Regions from separate parts of the Homo sapiens genome. Here regions 1, 3 and 4 are each linked to region 2. The links are chromatin contacts, found by Hi-C or POLR2A ChIA-PET in ENCODE. All regions are on one chromosome and are shown on one strand. Each heading gives the region's core, a stretch centred on a gene start or an enhancer-like site at or near the end of the contact. The rest is flanking DNA. Distances are from core to core; before and after follow the strand shown. Region 1 holds the start of SCAMP5 (secretory carrier membrane protein 5). Region 2 holds the start of IMP3 (IMP U3 small nucleolar ribonucleoprotein 3). Region 3 holds the start of RPP25 (ribonuclease P/MRP subunit p25). Region 4 holds the start of ULK3 (unc-51 like kinase 3).

Region 1 (2,700 bases), core at 80-2,579, 640 kb after region 2:
ATTCACCAGAGACAGCCCCCTCTCAGCTCTAGAGACTTTGCCCTAAGGCTCACCAAGCCCAGAACAAACCTAAGTTAGCAAGACCTGTGTAGCCCCAAACAAAATCTCTCTGCCAATCATGCCCCTGCAAGAACCATCTCCCTCTTTCAGAGCCCTGCTCCGTGAGGCAGAACATGTAGGGGACAGGTTGCAAATTTCTCCAGACTCCACCACCCCATGGGCAGTCACATGGCTGAGCTCCCAGGCTCAGCCCCCAACAGCTGTGCTCGTTTTCATCCCTGTGCCTTTGCCCATACATTCTCCTGGAATGCCCTCTCTTGCCTCTCCTCCCACCCAAATCCCATCACCTCTGGAAGTCTCCTATTCGCTAGCTGTCGCCTCCCTTTCTCTCTGTGTCCCTGGGAAAGTCTGCCAGGCCCTCACTGATCTCCCCATCGGGAAGCTGGGACATTACTTGTTTAAGCCGCCTGTGACAGTGAATGCTCAGTCCGAGTCTCTACTTGGTTCCCCCAACCCACAGACCAGGAGCTCCCCGAGGCGGAGGACAAGGATCGGTTCACAAACACCTCACCTCCATCCTCGTGACCTCCGGCCAGCGTTGAAATGAGCCAAATCCGGCGCCCCCAACTCACCACCCAAAGCCCTGATGGAGCCCGCCTGGTGGCCTGGGCCAGCGCGCCCGTCGCCTCGCAACCCTGGGGCGGCTGAGGTCCGCCATCCAAAGGTCGGCCGCCCGAGGGAGGTGAGGGAAGTCAACCCGGGTCCACCTGCAGGCGCTAGTTGGAAGGAAAGGCCCAAAGGAAGCCACGGGCACCCCCTTCCAGTCGCCCCCATCCCCGGCTGCGCACGCCATCTCCAGAAGGCCGGTTTCCAGGGAACGCCAGGTGGGGCTGGCGGGGGGGATGGAGGGCCCAAAGCTCAGGCTCCAGATCCAGGGTCTGACGTCACCCAAAGGCCCAGTTCCCTCTGCGGGAGCCACAGATGGGAATGGGGGGGCTTGGGGGGCTCGGGGGGCCTGGGTGCGCCCTGAGCGCTCTCCCCCAGCCCCAAACAGTAAAGGTCACCTCCACTCCCACCTCTCCAGCAGTTCGGCCTTCTTCCTGCATCCAAAGGTGAAGTGTAGGAGGAACAAAGCTGCAGCCAGCGACCCCCACACCTCTCGCCCCGCGCCCAGCTTCCCTTCAAAGCTCTCCTCCCAGCCTTCATGCCCAGACTCACCTGCCGCGGCCGTTCGGCTGCCGAAAGGCCGCAGCGCTGCGCTGAGCTGCGCTGCACCCGAGCGATGCGGCGCGGAGCCGGCCGCGAGCCGCTCCGGGGCTGGGGGCGGGGAGCGCGCGCGCGCGCGCGCGCGCCCGAGGCCGTCTCTGCGCGCGCCCGCGCCGCCACTGCCTGCAGCAGTCACTCTCGCGAGACTTCCGCTCTGCTCCTAAGGCTGCTCCTCCTGAGCTCGCGAGAAGGACGACCCGGCCGCCCCGGCATCTTCCAGGAGCTGTCCGAGGTGCTAGTTCCCGGGCCCCGGCCGGATCAGGTGGTTGACGGGCACCTCAGGGACAAGAGCCTGGCGTGTAGGTGGAAGGAAGAGACCCAGAGATGGGAGCCTGGCACCAGCAGCCAGAGCCTCAGCTTCCATATCTGTAAACTGGGGAGAATAACCTCCTATACCTATGCCAGGAGCCTCTGGGACGTGCCAGAAAGGAGTGAGAAAGAGCTGAAAGCAGGAGAGTGTGGTGACTGCGGAAGGTCCTTCAGATCTGCAGGCGCAGGGGGAAAGAGAGAACAGAGGACGGAAGATCGGAGATGATATTCAGAGAGGCAAGGACACAGATCCACGGAAAGACGACATAGGAGGACGAGAAAGAAGAGCTGCAAACAGAGACAGAGACACACGGAGAGAGAGACTGAGATGAGAGCTCAAGGCCTGGAGAGAAAAAAGACATGGAAAGATAAGATAGGTAAGGGAGCATAATGAAGCAAGAAAGAGGCAAGAAATAGAGACAAATTACGCAAAGGAGCAGAGAGAGAGAGAGAGAGAGAGGAGAGGCTTAGAAAAAGAAAGAGACTCAGAAAAAGGAATGAAAGAGACAGTGATATGCAGAGATGAATACCAAGAGAGAGTAGAGGCAAGGGTAAATGTTTAAAAACCCAGAGCTTTGGAGGGTTGAGAGAGACCCACTTGGAGAGATGGGCTGGGAGTGAAGACAGGATTTTATTGTGATTGGTGTTTACATAGTAAACCTCCGTGGGATCTCTACAGGCAGGGCCAGGGCCACTGTCTGTCCTGCCAGCCAATTGCTCCTTCCCCTACACCATACACCCACCCTCCACCCCCCACCCACACCATCCTAGGCCTGGAAGGGGGCCTCAGTGGGTGGGAGACACTGCAGGGATTCTTTGCCTAGAATAAGGGCCCATTGTCTGGCTCCATCCTGCCAGGAGTGGGGCCTCACTCCCACAGCTGGCATGAAAAGGGGGTGGCAGTGAAAAAAGGCAGACAAGAACTAGTGTGGCAGAGGGGAAAAGGAGGGAGAGAGCCTCGGTGCCTGGGAAGGGCTGAGCAGGAAGCATCATCCTGCCACCAGGCCAACCAGGAAGGAAGGGTCCTGGGCTTCGGGGCAGGACAACTGGGTTCTGTGTCAGTCCTGTCCCTGGTTGACCCACATGCTGTCTCTCCCTGCTATAATGCAAGCCAAGGCTGATTTA
Region 2 (2,700 bases), core at 165-2,664:
TTGCCCAGGCTGGTCTTGAACTCCTGGCTTCCAGTGATCCTCCCACCTTGGCCTCCCAGTGTTGGGATTACAGGCATGAGCCACCATGCCTAGCCTGGTGATGTTTTCTTAAACTGGCTAAGTTTATGAGTATTTATTATACTTTATAATTTACATATTATATTATTTTCCAGATATCGAATATTTTATATATATATATATATCTTTTTGAGACAGGGTCTGGCTCTGTTGTGCAAGCTGGGGTGCGGTGGCACCATTGTAGCTCAATGCAGCCTACAAGTCCTGGGCTCAAATGATCCTTCCCCCTCAGCCTCCCAGGTAGTCAGGACTACAGGTGCGCACCACCATGCTTGGCTAATTCTTTAAGATTTTTTACAGAGGTGGGATCTCGCTTCTTTTTTCTTTTTTTTTTTGCCTAGGTTGGTCTTGAACTCCTGGCCTCAAATGATCCTCCCACCTCAGCCTCCCAAAGTGCTGGGATTACAGGCATGTGCCACCGCGCCCAACCCTCAAATATTGTATTGTAAAAGACAATGAAAAGCATACAAAACAAAAATGATCAGTGAGAAGCTAGGTGGCGTCAAATGCCCGGGCAAAAAGGGGTTAGGTCTGCAGCGCTATACTCAGATGTAACTTACAGATGCAACTAGCGGAAACAGCATTAAATTTGTTAACTCAATGCTTGGTGGCCAGAAATTCATGTCAGGATAATTCATTTGAGCACAGACTAAAGGGTTTGGACTTGTAGTTATAGTCCAAGTTTCTCAAACTTGCTGGGTTTTATGAATCATCTGACACTTTAGTTAATAATACAGATTTCCAGGCGACTCCCTTATAGATCCCTTTTCTGTGGGCCTAGGAAGCAGCCAATCAGTATTTCATGGGTTCGGTGCCACCTATCCCAACTTGACAATGAGAGATCGCTCTGCATGCCAGGTGAAGGACCTGACGCTGGCGGGCGGCGGGGACTACCAGGTCAGCCCCAGGAGAGCCGGCTCCGGCAAGCTCCCCCAAGGCATGGCAGGAGCCCAGTGCAAGTTAGCACAGTAAACCCAATCAACAAGCCGCAGTCACCCCTCTTCCCCAGAAATGGCCTCTTCAGCTCTTGCGGGGGAGACTCTGAAAGTCCCCAAAGGACAGAAGTCTAGGAGGAAATGATTGCCGCAGAAAGGGATACAGTCTTGGCTACTAAAAACCGCGCGGAACCGCCTAGGGACCCGCTCCCAACCACCCACCTCCGGTGCTTCTACCCCCTCCCTCGCAAACGCGAAGAAAAGAAGAAACGCGAGATCCCAGTGCAGAGGCGTGGTCCCACCCTGGCCAATGGGAAGTGAGGGCGTGACTTTAAGTCTTTCTTTCATTGGCCCAGGGTCCCAGGCCGTCCAGGTCTTGGGGCGCCGCGGCGGAAATCGCGCGGATGCCAGAACGCGCTCTCAGCTTCGGGTCCTGCGGCTGCGGCTGCCGCCATCATGGTGCGGAAGCTTAAGTTCCACGAGCAGAAGCTGCTGAAGCAGGTGGACTTCCTGAACTGGGAGGTCACCGACCACAACCTGCACGAGCTGCGCGTGCTGCGGCGTTACCGGCTGCAGCGGCGGGAGGACTACACGCGCTACAACCAGCTGAGCCGTGCCGTGCGTGAGCTGGCGCGGCGCCTGCGCGACCTGCCCGAACGCGACCAGTTCCGCGTGCGCGCTTCGGCCGCGCTGCTGGACAAGCTGTATGCTCTCGGCTTGGTGCCCACGCGCGGTTCGCTGGAGCTCTGCGACTTCGTCACGGCCTCGTCCTTCTGCCGCCGCCGCCTCCCCACCGTGCTCCTCAAGCTGCGCATGGCGCAGCACCTTCAGGCTGCCGTGGCCTTTGTGGAGCAAGGGCACGTACGCGTGGGCCCTGACGTGGTTACCGACCCCGCCTTCCTTGTCACGCGCAGCATGGAGGACTTTGTCACTTGGGTGGACTCGTCCAAGATCAAGCGGCACGTGCTAGAGTACAATGAGGAGCGCGATGACTTCGATCTGGAAGCCTAGCGGATCTCCCACTTTGCATGGCTGTCTTTTACAGATGGGAAAACTGAGGCCTGATGCTGGAGATTCTATGAGGGTGCTCTCCTCAAGGGTATCAGACGGTCGTAGGTTCTTAAGAATTTGATTCATCAGTGGCAGGCCATGCATAGAGCCACGGGAGGTGCGTCCTTGTTTTCCAGGGAATGTTCTTAGAACTTGGACTACTGATTATTAATTGACTGTGCCTTGGGAAACAGTGGGAAGTAACTTGGTGCAGCACTGGGGTATTGTTGGCTTCTTGTGTTGGAAACTTTGTAATGTAAAAGGAAAAACTGGAAATCCCCACGCCCTGTTTCCCTTTATCGTCTTGTGGTTGGACTGGTTCAATTCGTTTAACTCGAATTCTTGCTCCTGGCCGTGGTTAAGCTGTGTACAGATGATGGAGAGTTTGGCCTCAAGTTTTTATAAACTGAGCGAGACTAGTGTTCAGGATCTCCTCCCTTGTTTAAATGTCAATAAATGCCCCAACTGCTTTGTAAGTGCAACTTTTTAATCTGTCTGGTTTTCTTTTTTTCTCTAGAGACGGAGTCTTGCTCTGTCACCCAGGCTGGAGTGCAGTGGCGCGATCTCGGCTCACTGCAACCTCCGCCTCCCGGGTTCAAGCAATTTTCCTGCCTCAGCCTCCCGAGTAGCTAGGAGT
Region 3 (2,700 bases), core at 44-2,543, 680 kb after region 2:
ACATGAGACGTTTTGATACAGGCATGCAATGCATAATAATCACATCCTGGAGAATGGGGTATCCCTCCCTTCTCTTTTGTATTTTATTTAATTAATTAATTTATTCATTTTTCGAGACAGAGCTTTGCTCTGTCGCCCCGGCTGGAGTGCAGTGGCATGATCTCGGCTCACTGCAGCCTTCAGCTCCCGGGTTCAAGCGCTTGTCCTGCCTCAGCCTCCCGAGCAGCTAGGATTACAGGAGCGTGCCACAACGCCGAGCTGATTTTTGTACGTTTAATGGAGACGGGGTTTCACCATGTTGACCAGGCTGGTCTCGAACTCCTGACGTCAAGTAATCCGCCCACCTCTGCCTCCCAAAGTGCTGGGATTAAAAGCGTGAGACACCGCGCCCGGCCCCTCCCTTCTCTTTTTTAAAACCTGCGTTCACCTAGCCTCCTTTCGAAAAGGACCCCACTGGATCTCAAGGGGCCAATGTTGCCTGAGCGAATTCCGCCTGGGAGGAAGGGGGCGGCCACGTTGGCAAGGCATCGTGCCTGGCTCACCCTAAAGCGCGCAGCTCTAAGGGTGGGCTCTAGGGCCTGGGTGGAGCGAGCCTACCGCCTTTTCAGAAGAGGTCACGCCCGCTTCCCCACGCGCCTCGGGGAACAGCCTGGCCCAAAGCCTCACTCCTCACGTCCCAGGGGTGGACGGGGGTCCGGGAGCCTCGAGCTCCGGGCAGGCGTGGCGAGGCTGAAGTCTGGGTCTTCCGCGCCCCGCGAGGACCACGCCGCGACGTAATCGCCCGCGGGGAGGCGCGGAGTGGAGCCGCAGCCAGCTCCTCCCGCACTCTGCTGACCGCGCACTAGCTGTCCTTGAGGCAAGAATACTTGGGAGCGGAAAAAAGGTGGGGGTGTTCCCCGGGGCGGGGGAGGAGGGGCAAGGCCCCAGCAAGCCTCTTGGAAATCTCTCCCTGGGAGGGGACGAGGGGCGGCCTTCAGTTGCAAATGGGAAGGGCTCGGATACCGGATTTGAAGCAGTGTTTGCACGGCAAGCGCAGCTTTTATTTAGACTGCCGGTTTGTGAGGGTTGGCTCTCAGAGCGCTGATGGCGATTATAGTGGAACTTCACCTTCACCTGCTCATGCGCCCCGCAGCGCGCCCGCTCCCACGCCCGCGTAGCTGAGGACCCAGACTCGCCAGGAAAGGCTAGTGAGGCTGGGGCCCGGGCGGGCCCGGCCGGGCCGGGTCAGGGGAGGGGCCTGGCGGCAGGGGCGGGGCCTCAGCTAAAGGCGCGGAGCACCCGGCGCCGAGAGCGCTGAGTAGAGCGGCGCCCGCTCGAGAGAAGTGGGGCCGAGATCGCGCCGTCCCAGCCCGCCCGCCGGCGTCTGCGCTGCTCCGGCGCCCTTACCCCTGCTGGCCCTTGCAAGGCGCGACCGGCGGCCATGCAGCCCCGGGGCTGAGGCCGCCCCATGGCAAAGCCGGCGGTCCCGGCGACGACGGCGCATGGAGAACTTCCGTAAGGTGCGCTCCGAAGAGGCGCCAGCGGGGTGCGGGGCCGAGGGAGGCGGCCCGGGCTCCGGCCCCTTCGCAGACCTGGCGCCGGGCGCGGTGCACATGCGGGTCAAGGAAGGCAGCAAGATCCGGAACCTGATGGCCTTCGCCACCGCCAGCATGGCGCAGCCAGCCACGCGCGCCATCGTCTTCAGCGGCTGCGGCCGGGCCACCACCAAAACCGTCACGTGCGCCGAGATCCTCAAGCGCCGCCTGGCGGGCCTGCACCAGGTCACGCGGCTGCGCTACCGGAGCGTACGCGAGGTGTGGCAGAGCCTCCCGCCTGGGCCCACGCAGGGTCAGACGCCTGGCGAGCCGGCCGCTAGTCTCAGCGTACTTAAGAACGTGCCCGGCCTCGCCATCCTACTTTCCAAGGACGCGCTGGATCCGCGACAGCCCGGCTACCAGCCCCCGAATCCCCATCCTGGTCCCTCGTCCCCGCCAGCCGCGCCAGCGTCCAAGAGGAGCCTAGGGGAACCCGCAGCTGGAGAAGGCTCCGCGAAGCGATCGCAACCCGAGCCAGGGGTTGCGGACGAGGATCAGACGGCCTGAAACTCCGGACTGTGGGCCACCTAGTCCGGCAGGATCTTCCGCCAGCGCCTCCACCTTCAGATGTACCTCCAGCCTTTCACTCCTCGGTCCTCCGGAGCCCACAACCTGGACACAGCTCCTCAAGACAGGTAGCATGGACCTTAAGGCGACAAGAGAGGGGCCCCAGGAGTGGCAGGAGAGGATCCCCGACCACCCTAGGGAAACTTCGTGCGATAATTGCTGCTTATGCCCGTGTTGCGTGAAGACACGGAACTTCACCTTTTCTGGGACCTTCTTTGGGGGAGAATGGTGGACAGTGGGATTCTGGAAACTTGTTTGGGACCCCCAAGGGTTAAAGCCACCCAGCATTCACGAAGAGCACCTGAAGTATGGAAGCTGAGAAGAGTTATTGGAATCACCCCCACCGTTGACAGAGGAAGGCAGGGGGTGAGAATTAACTGCTTGAGGGTAGGAGAGTCTGAGATGTGGGGGCCCTATTCCGCTCCCCGCCCTGGGACAGTTTTCCTTTCTAGTTTTCTTTCCCCTGCTTCAGAGGAGCATCTCTGAGGGTTCTAGCTCTTTTAACACCCCTTTTCCCCCTGCTGGCCCAGAGGGAGACCCAGGACTGAACTCTCCAGGC
Region 4 (2,700 bases), core at 146-2,645, 800 kb after region 2:
TGCCTCAAGCTCTTCTCTGCCTCATAAACGGATCCAGAGAAGGCTGGTTGCCTTAAGCTCTTCCCTGCCTCGTGTTCCTGAGAAACGGATTAATAGCCCTTTATCCCCCTGCACCCTCCTGCAGGGGATGGCACTTTGAGCCCTCTGGAGCCCTCCCCTTGCTGAGCCTTACTCTCTTCAGACTTTCTGAATGTACAATGCCGTTGGTTGGGATTTGGGGACTGGAAGGGACCAAGGACACTGACCCCAAGCTGTCCTGCCTAGCGTCCAGCGTCTTCTAGGAGGGTGGGGTCTGCCTGTCCTGGTGTGGTTGGTTTGGCCCTGTTTGCTGTGACTACCCCCCCCCCTCCCCGAACCGAGGGACGGCTGCCTTTGTCTCTGCCTCAGATGCCACCTGCCCCGCCCATGCTCCCCATCAGCAGCATCCAGACTTTCAGGAAGGGCAGGGCCAGCCAGTCCAGAACCGCATCCCTCAGCAGGGACTGATAAGCCATCTCTCGGAGGGCCCCCTAATACCCAGTGGAGTCTGGTTCACACCCTGGGGGGTGTGTCACTGTGATGGGACACGTAGGAGTCCACCCTTAAAACCAGCACCCTGTCCCTCGAGGCTGCCGAGTGGGTGTGTGGACTGGGGTGCCTTCCCACAAAACTAGCCTCCGGCTCTGGGCCCGAGACAGCCGCAGGCCCCAGCCACTGAATGATACTGGCAGCGGCTGGGGTTTTATGAACTCCTTTCTGGTATTTTTTCCCCTCTATGTACAAATGTATATGTTACGTCTCAATTTTTGTGCTTAAGTAAAAATAAAAACATTTTCAGACAACACGGGTCCACATGTCTGGTGGACTTGGGAGGACGGGGCAGCCCACAGGATTAGGGGCTGGGCGCCGCTGCTAAGATTGGAGAGCGGGGACAGTTAAGATGCAATAAATAGGTCAAGGCCCTTCCTCAGAAAAGTGAAAAGCAGCTGGGAGGCCTGGGAAGCCAACGCGGCCTCTTCCAAAGGCGCCTTCTCGTGCCAGTAGCTCTCCTTTCAGAGCTGCGGGTCCTGGGGAGGGGCCCTGGGAGCCTCCCGGACGCCGTCGCCCCCACACACGCCCGCTCCGCCGCCCGCGCCCTCACGTGGGCGATCTCTAGACGCCTCTGCGCCCGCTAGGAGTCCCCGGAGACCACGCCGGCCGTCCTCCGTTGTTAACTTCTAGGCTCGCGGGGCCTCCGTATCCCCACGTGGGCCCTGCAGGAACTGGCGGGGCGCGTGACCCGGCGAGGCCCAGAGACAGGGGAGGGGCGCCGGGAGCCGGGCGGATCCGCGTCCCCGATGCGCGCTGCATTTCCGGCGGGCGGCGCTGGGGGCAGCGTGGAGCCACCCAGTGCTCGGCCCGCCCCGCAACCCGCCGGAACCGCCGCCCGCAGCGAGGAAGCGCCCGCGCGGGCGCAGGCGGCCGGAATGGCGGGGCCCGGCTGGGGTCCCCCGCGCCTGGACGGCTTCATCCTCACCGAGCGCCTGGGCAGCGGCACGTACGCCACGGTGTACAAGGCCTACGCCAAGGTGGGTGCCGGCCGATGGCCCCGTGCCCGCCCGAGCTAGCTCGGCTGGTGCCGGCCGGGGAGACTCTGAGAGGTTAGCGACAGTGTGGGAATAGTTAGGGGCGGGAGGCCGGCCTCGCCCCAGCTGACCCTCGGCGGAGGTTGGAGCCGACTGCCACGCTTAGGTCTTAAAGAGCGCACCTGCACCCACCTGCAGGGTCAGTGGCTGAAGAACAGGCTCAAAACAGGTTACCTGGTGGGCTGGGAGGAGTCTGGGACTGGAGCCAGTTGGGAGGCAGAGTGGGCGGTTCTAGAACCCTGAGTGACATGCCTCTGCCGGGAGCACTCCAGAATGCAAAGAAATGGATCAGCTAGCCGAGGGTTGGAGAAGACCAGGCTGAGGCTGTGTCGGGAAGCCAGGATTCCAGAATCAGCATTCCTCACTGGCCTCACAAGGGAAAGCTGGGAAGCCCGGTGCTGGTGTGCAGTAGGTAGACCCGGGGAGGGGCGGGGTGGGGGAACAGAGGGAACCAGATAGAGCCTTTCCAGTCAGACAAGGGTCCTGGCCCCCTCAAGGCAGAGTCCCCAAATCTCCTGTCTCGCAGAAGGACACTCGTGAAGTGGTAGCCATAAAGTGTGTAGCCAAGAAAAGTCTGAACAAGGCATCGGTGGAGAACCTCCTCACGGAGATTGAGATCCTCAAGGGCATTCGACATCCCCACATTGTGCAGCTGAAAGACTTTCAGGTGTGAGCCTGGGGCGGGGCCGCTGCCAAAGGGAGCTGGAGAAGGGACACTCTCTTCAGGCCGCCTCTCTGCCTCTAAACACAGTGGGACAGTGACAATATCTACCTCATCATGGAGTTTTGCGCAGGGGGCGACCTGTCTCGCTTCATCCATACCCGCAGGATTCTGCCTGAGAAGGTGGCGCGTGTCTTCATGCAGCAATTAGGTAAAGGCCTGTGACACCAGCCTGACACTCTGTCCCTTGTTCTCTGCCCCCCACCATCCCACCCCTCCCCCAGGCTTAGAGCCTTGGCACGCATTGCAGCTGCCTCCTGCACAGCCTGAAATTTTATGGTCCTGTTTATCTCATACACTCAACCCTTGCTCAAGGACGCTGTGGGAGAGATGAGGGGGTAACCCCTCTGTGGGGTGTTCAGGCTTCCATACATA

Evidence for each region. Hi-C counts contacts between places; a loop is a spot of excess contacts on that map. ChIA-PET counts read pairs that join two places held with the same protein, here RNA polymerase II (POLR2A). Pooled maps may share reads with other maps.
Region 1: a pooled map shows a loop between it and region 2 (6-fold over the local background). The contact joins the promoter of SCAMP5 here to the promoter of IMP3 in region 2. A Hi-C loop is called at or near these places in 1 of 37 single-sample maps with no recorded cell type and 5 of 50 pooled maps. POLR2A ChIA-PET finds 5 or more read pairs at or near these places in 3 of 52 experiments (BJ, CD4-positive, alpha-beta T cell and OCI-LY7).
Region 3: a pooled map shows a loop between it and region 2 (9-fold over the local background). The contact joins the promoter of RPP25 here to the promoter of IMP3 in region 2. A Hi-C loop is called at or near these places in 7 of 50 pooled maps. POLR2A ChIA-PET finds 5 or more read pairs at or near these places in 3 of 52 experiments (GM12878, IMR-90 and T-cell).
Region 4: a pooled map shows a loop between it and region 2 (6-fold over the local background). The contact joins the promoter of ULK3 here to the promoter of IMP3 in region 2. A Hi-C loop is called at or near these places in 6 of 50 pooled maps. POLR2A ChIA-PET finds 5 or more read pairs at or near these places in 2 of 52 experiments (activated B cell and activated CD8-positive, alpha-beta memory T cell).

Annotation. Positions count from the first base shown.
Region 1 is chr15:74,994,192-74,996,891 of GRCh38, reverse strand. It overlaps SCAMP5 (secretory carrier membrane protein 5), which reads right to left and starts at 1,329. Exons shown (of 7, transcript NM_138967.4): 1 at 1,219-1,329.
Region 2 is chr15:75,638,938-75,641,637 of GRCh38, reverse strand. IMP3 (IMP U3 small nucleolar ribonucleoprotein 3) reads left to right here and starts at 1,414. Exons shown (of 1, transcript NM_018285.4): 1 at 1,414-2,545. The coding sequence starts at 1,470. The coding sequence ends at 2,024. RefSeq lists a silencer at 1,260-1,419 and an enhancer at 1,710-1,769.
Region 3 is chr15:74,955,365-74,958,064 of GRCh38, reverse strand. RPP25 (ribonuclease P/MRP subunit p25) reads left to right here and starts at 1,293. Exons shown (of 1, transcript NM_017793.3): 1 at 1,293-2,700. The coding sequence starts at 1,482. The coding sequence ends at 2,081. RefSeq lists enhancers at 676-1,609, 1,610-2,543, 2,544-2,700 and a silencer at 1,001-1,650.
Region 4 is chr15:74,841,851-74,844,550 of GRCh38, reverse strand. It overlaps ULK3 (unc-51 like kinase 3), which reads left to right and starts at 1,395. Exons shown (of 16, transcript NM_001099436.4): 1 at 1,395-1,547; 2 at 2,131-2,271; 3 at 2,356-2,476. The coding sequence starts at 1,446. SCAMP2 (secretory carrier membrane protein 2) reads left to right here. Exons shown (of 9, transcript NM_005697.5): 9 at 1-821. RefSeq lists a silencer at 914-1,633 and enhancers at 896-1,807, 1,876-2,401.